Regions from separate parts of the Homo sapiens genome. Here region 2 is linked to region 1. Evidence: read pairs that join two places in POLR2A ChIA-PET (ENCODE). Cell type or tissue: OCI-LY7. All regions are shown on one strand.

Region 1 (4,000 bases):
AACAACCAGAAAACAAAGGTAAGAGTAAGTCCCTACTTACCAATAACATTGAATGTAAATGGACTAAACACTCCAATCAAAAGACACAGAGTGGCTGAATGGATAAAAAAACAAGACTCAATGATCTCTTGTGTACAAGAGACACATTTAACTTATAAAGATGCACATAGACTTAACACAAAGGGATGGAAAAAGATATTCCATGCTAATGGAAACCAAAAGAGAACAAGTCACTATACTTACATCAGACAAAATAGATTTCAAGACAAAAACTGTAAGAATAGATAAAGAAGGTCATTATATAATGATAAAGGTGCCAATTCAGCAAGAGGAGATAATGATTATTAGTATGTATGCACCCAACACTAAAGCACTCAGATTTAAAAAAAGGAAATATTATTAGAGCAAAAGAGAGAGATAGACCTGAATACAATAATAGCTGGACACCTTAACACCCAACTTTCAGCATTGGACAGATCTCCTAGACTCTTTTTCTCCCAGACAGAACATCAACAAAGAAACATTGGACTTAATGTGCACTATAGAAAAAATGGACCTAATAGATATTTATAGAACATTTCATCCAATGGCTGCAGAATACACATTCTTCTCCTCAGCACATGGATCATTCTGAAGGATAGACCGTATGTTAAAACACAAAACAAGTCTTAAAACATTCAAAAAATTGAAATAATATCAAGCAGCTTCTCTGACCACATTGGAATAAAACTAGAACTCAATAACAACAGGAATTTTGGAAAATATACACACACATTGAAATTAAACAATATGCTCCTGACAGTGGGTCAATGCAAAAATTAAGAAGGAAATTGAAAAATTTATTGAAAAGAATGATAATGGAAACATAACATACCAAAACCTATGGGATACAGTAAAAGCAGTACTAAGAGGGAAATGTATAGCTATAAGTGCCTACATCAAAAAATAACAAAAACTTCAAGTAAATAACCTGATGATACATCTTAAAGAACTGGAAAAGTAATGTCCAGGCACGGTGGCCTGTAATCACAGCACTTTGGGAGGTCAAGGCAGGTGGATCACCTGAGGTCAAGGGTCAAGACCAGCCTGGCTAACATCGTGAAACCCCATGTCTACTAAAAATACAAAAATTAGCTGGGCATGATAGCATATGCCTGTAATCCCAGCTACTCGGGAGGCTGAGGCAGGAGAATCCCTTGAACCCGGGAGGCAGAGGTTGCAGTGAGCCGAGATTGTGCCGCTGCACTCCAGCCTGGGCAAAAGAGCAAGACTCTGTCTCAAAAAAAAAAAAAAAAAAAAAGACACTGGAAAAGTAAGAGCAAACTGAACCCACAATTAGGAAAAGAAAATAAATAATAAGTATCAGAGCAGATATAAATGAATTTGAAATGAAAACAATACAAAAATCAACAAAACAAAAAGTTGTTTTTTTTTTTTGAAAAGATAAAACTGACAAACCTTTAGCCAGACTAAGAAAAAAAGAGAGAAGGCCGGGCACAGTGGCTCATGTCTGTAATCCTAGCACTTTGGGAAGCCAAGGTGGGCGGATCACGAGGTCAGGAGATTGAGACCATCCTGGCTAACACGGTGAAACCCCGTTTCTACTAAAAATACAAAAAAAATTAGCCAGGCGTGGTGGGGGGCACCTGTAGTCCCAGCTACACAGGAGGCTGAGGCAGGAGAATGGCGTGAACCCGGGAGACACAGTTTGCAGTGAGCCGAAATCGCACCACTGCACTCCAGCCTGGGCGATAGAGTGAGACCCCATCTAAAAAAAAAAAAAAAAAGAAAAAGAAAAAAAAAGAGAGAAGAACCAGGTAAGTAAAATCAGAGATGAAAAAGGAGACATTACAACTGATACAGAAGAAATTCAAAGGATTGTTAGTGGCTTCTATGAACAACTATATGCCAATACATTGGAAAATCTGGAAGAAACAAATACATTCCTAGACACATACCACTTATCAAGATTGAACCATGAAGAAACTCAAAACCTGAACAAACCAATCACAAGTAATGAGATCAAAGCCATAATAAAAATTCTCCCAGCAAAGAAATGCCTGGGGCCCAATGGCTTCACTGCTGAGTTTTACCAAACATTTAAATAAGAATTAATACTAATCTTACTCAAACTATTCCAAAAAATAAAGCACGAGGGAATACTTCCAAACTCATCCTACTGCCGGGCACAGTGGTTCACACTTGTAATCCCAGCACTTTGGGAGGCTGAGGCAGGTGGATCACCTGAGGTCAAGAGTTCAAGACCAGCCTGGCCAACATGGGGAAACCCCATCTCTACTAAAAATACAAAAATTAGCCAGGTGTGGTGACACATGCCTGTAATCTCAGCTACTCAAGTCATCTACCCGCCTCAGCTCCCCAAAGTGCTGGGATTACAAGTGTGAACCACTGTGCCCGGCCTAACACCTGGTGTTTTGATAACACCTTTTCTCTAAGATCTAGAACAAGGCAAGCATGCCCACTTTCAGCACTGTTATTCAACATAGCACTGGAAGTCCTAGCTATAGCAATCAGAAAAAAGAAAGAAATAAAGGGAACCCAAAATTGAAAAGGAAGAAGTCAAATTATTCTGTTTGCAGATGATAGGCTTTTATATTTAGAAAAACCTAAAGACTCCACCAAAAAACTCAAATTCAGTAAAGATAAACAAATTCAGTAAAGTTGCAGGATACAAAATCAACATACGAAAAGCATCAGCATTTCTTTCTCTTTTTTTGAGATGGAATCTCGCTCTGTCACCCAGGCTGGAGGGCAGTGGCGCGATCTCGGCTCACTGCAACCACTGCCTCCTGGGTTCAAGTGATTCTCCAGCCTCAGCCTCCCAAATAGCTGGGATAACAGGCATGTGCCACTACACCCAAATAATTTTTGTATTTATTTATTTATTTTTGAGATGGAGTCTTGCTCTGTCGCCCGGGCTGGAGTGCAGTGGTGCAATCTCAGCTCACTGCAACCTCTGCCTCCTGGGTTCAAGTGATTCTGCTGCCTCAGCCTCCCGAGTAGCTGGGACTACAGGCGTGTGCCACCATGCCTGGCTAATTCTTTTGTGTTTTTAATAGAGACAGGGTTTCACCATGTTGGTCAGGCTAGTCTCAAACTCCTGACCTCATGATCCGCCCACCTTGGCCTCCCAAAGTTCTGGGATTACAGGCATGAGCCATTGTGCCCGGCCAAGCAGCAACATTTCTATATGCCAACAATGAGCATCTGAAAAATAAATCAAGAAAGTAATCCCATTTACAATAGCTACAAATAAAATAAAATACCTAGGAATAAACTTAACCAAAGAAGTGAAAAATCTCTGCAATGAAAACTATAAAACACTGACACGGCCGGGCGTGGTGGCTCACGCCTGTAATCCCAGCACTTTGGGAGGCCGAGGCAGGTGGATCATGAGGTCAGGAGATCGAGACCATCCTGGCCAACATGGTGAAACCCCGTCTCTACTAAAAATACAAAAATCAGCTGGATGTGGTGGTGTGCACCTGTAGTCCCAGCTACTCAGGAGGCTGAGGCAGAAGAATGGCGTGAACCCGGGAGGCGGAGTTTGCAGTGAATGGAGATCATGCCACTGCACTCCAGCCTGGGCGATGGAGTGAGATTCCGTCTCAAAAAAAAAAAAAAAAAACTGATACAAGAAATTTAAAAGGACACATAAAAAGGAAAGCTATTCCATGTTCATGGATTGGAAGAATAAATATTGTTAAGATGTCCATACCATCCAAAGCAATCTACAGATTCAATGCAATCACTATCAAAATGCCAATGACATTCTTCACAGAAATAGAAAAAACAAACTTAAAATGTATATGGAACCAGAAAAGATCCAGAATAACCAAAGCTATCCTGAGTAAAAAGAATAAAACTGGAGGAATCACATTTTCTGACTTCAAATTATATTACAGAGCTATAATATTGAAAACAGCATGGTAGTGGCATAAAAATAGACACATAGACCAATGGAACAGAATAGAGAACT
Region 2 (4,000 bases), 360 kb before region 1:
CTTTTCCTTCCCCTCCTTTCCTTCTTTCTTTCTCCCTCTTCCCTTCTCTTTCACTTTTCTTCTTTCTTTCTTTCATGACCAAGTTAGACTAAAGAAGTAATGAACAAACTTTCTTTTCTATCTACAATATTGCTTAAGGTATTCTTTGTATTCTTCCATGTCAGGCATACATTTTTCTATATCTAGCAATGTCTAGCAGTTCATGTTGCTACATGAAGGGAAATTGGATAGTGTGGTGGTACCAAGGTTCACATATACTAAACCAGATTTGATGGAACTAATGTTAAGAGAAAAGAATCTAGAAAAGTATATATTGGGTAAAACATTCTAGGGGTAGTCAGGGTTTCTCTAAAGTTGAGGCTATATGTTGAGCATTTTGAACATAGTTATTATTTTTTAAAACCTGGAATCAGAAAGCTATACATCACCTTGACTTAGCAACTTCAATGAGAATACTATTTTAACCCAGCTCATAAAAAATAAGTGAATGAGCCAGGCACAGTGGCTCACGCCTGTAATCCCAGCACTTTGGGAGGCCAAGGTGGACGGATCATGAGGTCAGGAGTTTGAGACCAGCCGGGCCAATATGGTGAAACCCCATCTCTACTGAAAATACAAAAATTAGCCAGGTGTGGCGCACACCTGTAATCCCAGCTACTCGGGAGGCTGAGGCAGGAGAATTGCTTGAACCCTGGAGGCAGAGGCTGCAGTGAGATAAGATCACACCACTGTACTCCAGCCTGGGCTACAGAGTGAGACTCTGTCTCCAAAAGAAATAAAATAAAATAAGTGAATGTTGGCCAGGTGTGGTGGCTCATGCCTATAATCCCAGCACTTTGGGAGGCTGAGGAGAGGGGATCACTTGTGGCCAGGAGTTCAAGACCAGCCTGGCCAACATGGTGAAACCCCATCACTACTAAAAATACAAAAATTAAAGGCGTGGTGGTGCGCACCTGTAGGCCCACCTACTCAGGAGGCTGAGGTGGGAGAATCGCTTGAACCTGGGAAGGCAGAGGTTACAGTGAGCCGAGATCGCACCACTGCACTCCAGCCTGGGTGACAGAGAAAGACTCTGTCCCAAAAATAAAAATAAATGAATGTGTTCTAATTTGGGAATGACCACCCCTGGGAATAGAATTATTGCTAGTCAGACTTTTTCCAGAAAGGTAATAACAAATAATGTGCTTTGTTAAAAGAACTCCCTATGGTGAGTTGTATTCTTTTCTTAGTAATAACTACAGTGCTGAAGAGAAGATAATTGGAGGAAATGTTCATTCTTTTATTTTCTACCTTTATATTATTGGAACAAAGTAAGAAACAGGTTTCTGTTGAATTTTGAATTTTAGAATACTCAAAATGAAGATGAATTAATGCGATACCTGATAGAGACATTATTTAGTGACTGGTCTGTAGAAGTTAGTAAGAATTCAGAAGTCTTCAGGTCAGCTACTGCTGCTGCCTCAGCCATCTGCCCAGGAATGGTCTGATTGACAGTGGATGTCCCAGCTGGCAGCCCTGAACTACTACTTAGCTGGCGGTGATGAGCAGAAGTTGCTAGACTTGTCATCTCTCCTCCCCAGTGAGGGAGCAAGATGGGCTACTGCTGATGTCAGAAATGCACTTTCAGGAAACAAACAAAAAACGTGGCTACATCTTTTTACCTTTTTCCTCCTAATTATTCAGTATTGGAAGAACAGTCTGACACCTAGCCTGCTAATCTTTGTAACGATACTCATGTTAGACATTCAAGTGATAATGGGCATAAACATGTAGAGAGATAATGAACTTCAACGGAGATGCTACCCAAAATCAAGATGGGAACACAGATGTTATTGAAAAGCTGTCAGAATGTTAAAATTCTTCTTTGGGTAATGACAGGGACCTCAACATTTAGAGAAAAGGCCAAACATATCATAGCTACATGGGCCTAGCAGTATATCAAATGTTGTAAACACTTCTGTAGTCTGTAGTCAGAAACCACCTAAAGACAGCCCAGCTATCCTGGAAAATAGCTATAGTCTTCAAATTGTTGATGACAGTTATTTAGAAGATGCTGATTGGTTCAGGGAAACAGATAACAGTGCATATGTCGTACTAGACAACTTGAGATCACTGCTTTCAAACTATGAGCCTTAAGAACCCATTTCCTTACAGAGATGTAAGCCCTGTGGAAAATAAAGCTGTATAAGTGGAAGAGCAGGATATGAGCTGAACAAATTATCCTCAGAGTGATTTGGTACTGGTATTATAACTATTATTCTCTTACAGAGGATCCAGGTTGCTGTTCTGATCTTGCAGTTTGTATTCTTGACCTTACAACAATGTATAAATTAGACTGCCTTGTATGTTATCTTCATCTACATGGTTATTTTGGTCATCAACCTGCCTTATTGAGATATCAGTAAAACAAATAAGAATGCAGATCCAAAGATAAAACGAATAACATACTGAGGAAGGAACTTCTGCATTTCTTATATAGAACACCATGTCCCACTGAGGAGTGATTTGTATGTGAACATTTCATACTTAAAATCTTTCATATGACTGGCTGTGACCTGAAGCTGTAACATGAGTTATGAAGTCTGTTAAAATACTTTTTTTTTTTGGGACGGAATTTCACTCTTTCACCCAGCTGGAGTGCAATGGTGCGATCTCAGCTCACTGCAACCTCCGCCTCCTGGGTTCAAACGATTCCCCTGCCTCAGCCTCCTGAGTAGCTGGGATTACAGGCATCCGCCACCATGCTGGCTAATTTCTGTATTTTTAGTAGAGACAGAGTTTCGCCATGTTGGCCAGGCTAGTCTCAAACCCCTGACCTCAGGTGATCACCTAAAGGTGATCCCGGCCTAAAATACATTTTTGATACGGCAACATAAGTGAACAATAAATATATTTTAAATGGTTGTCAGAGGCACTAAAGAGATAGAATTTCCTGTTACTGACCCCTTGTATTGATTACTCTGAATAAATTAATAAGAAAACAAATGGTGCTAAACTGCCTTAAAGAAAAATTTAGAAGGAAATTGCCAGGTGCAGTGGCTCATGCCTGTAATCCCAGCACTTTGGGAGGCCAAGGCAGGCGGATCACCTGAGGTCAGGAGTTCGAGACCAGCCTGGCCAACATGGTGAAACCCTGTCTCTACCAAAAATGCAACAATTTGCCAGGTGTGGTGGTGCACGCCTGTAGTCGCAACTACTCGGGAGGATGAGGCATGAGAATAGCTTGAATCTGGGAGGTGGAGGTTGCAGTGAGCTGAGGTCATGCCACTGTACTCTAGCCTAGGTGACAGAGCAAGACTGTGTCTCAAAAAAAAAAAAATTTAGAAGGAAATTGTGTTGGTCATCATTGTTTTCAACACAAGACATGAGTTTGCATCCACAGTGCAACAGATGAACCAAACTTCCCCTGACATTCCCATACAAGTGATTTGTCTAATGAAGTTTTGCTGTGCCTGTTTTTGATTAACAATATCTCTTCCAGAAAAAGGTAGAATTATAAATGACAGTTGTTTAAGGTATATTAATAAAACCACATTTTGAAATTAACATGGGCTTCAACTGTATTATATACTTGGTTCTAATTAGTGGTTGTTTATTAGAATTAATAGTATTTACAGGGAAGAAAGCTCTTAAAGTTAGATGTTTAATATGTGGCTTTTTTTTTCATTTTGCTTACATTAAACATAATTATAGTTGGCATTCATTTGCATTTTTATTTTGCAGTCTCTTGTTTTCAGCAGCCACTGTAAAGCAGTGAGTGGCTACTCAGACCAGGTTGTCCATCAGCGGAGATCAGCTACCTCCTCGCTGCGTCGCTGCCTGCTCACTGAGCTGCCATCTTTTTTGTGTGTGGCCAGTCCACGAGTAAGTGCTCCAGGAGGGAAGAGATGAAATAGATGGCAATAGGAGAAATAAACCAATTTTTAAGGGATTTATTTCTTAAACAGAATTGTTTTAAACTATTTGGACTTTAAGAAACATATAAATTCTAGTATTTTAA

What was found. Peaks named below come from ENCODE experiments on the same cell type or tissue, not always from the same donor. Only the 100,000 strongest peaks of a DNase experiment are listed, where the experiment ranks them.
Region 2: POLR2A ChIA-PET joins it to region 1 with 7 read pairs; 3 of 35 experiments call an interaction of 5 or more read pairs at or near these places.

What each region holds. Positions count from the first base shown.
Region 1 is chr15:40,671,042-40,675,041 of GRCh38, reverse strand. No RefSeq gene overlaps it. Among named protein-coding and RNA genes, the nearest start is that of RAD51-AS1, 22 kb to the left of the region's middle. In OCI-LY7, no CTCF peak of the experiment used is centred here; a DNase peak (open chromatin) is centred at 2,411; H3K27ac peaks cover 563 bases.
Region 2 is chr15:41,027,460-41,031,459 of GRCh38, reverse strand. It overlaps INO80 (INO80 complex ATPase subunit), which reads left to right. Exons shown (of 36, transcript NM_017553.3): 25 at 3,724-3,864. INO80-AS1 (INO80 antisense RNA 1) reads right to left here. Exons shown (of 5, transcript NR_170322.1): 5 at 3,569-3,871. Among named protein-coding and RNA genes, the nearest start is that of INO80-AS1, 13 kb to the right of the region's middle. In OCI-LY7, no CTCF peak of the experiment used is centred here; no DNase peak of the experiment used is centred here.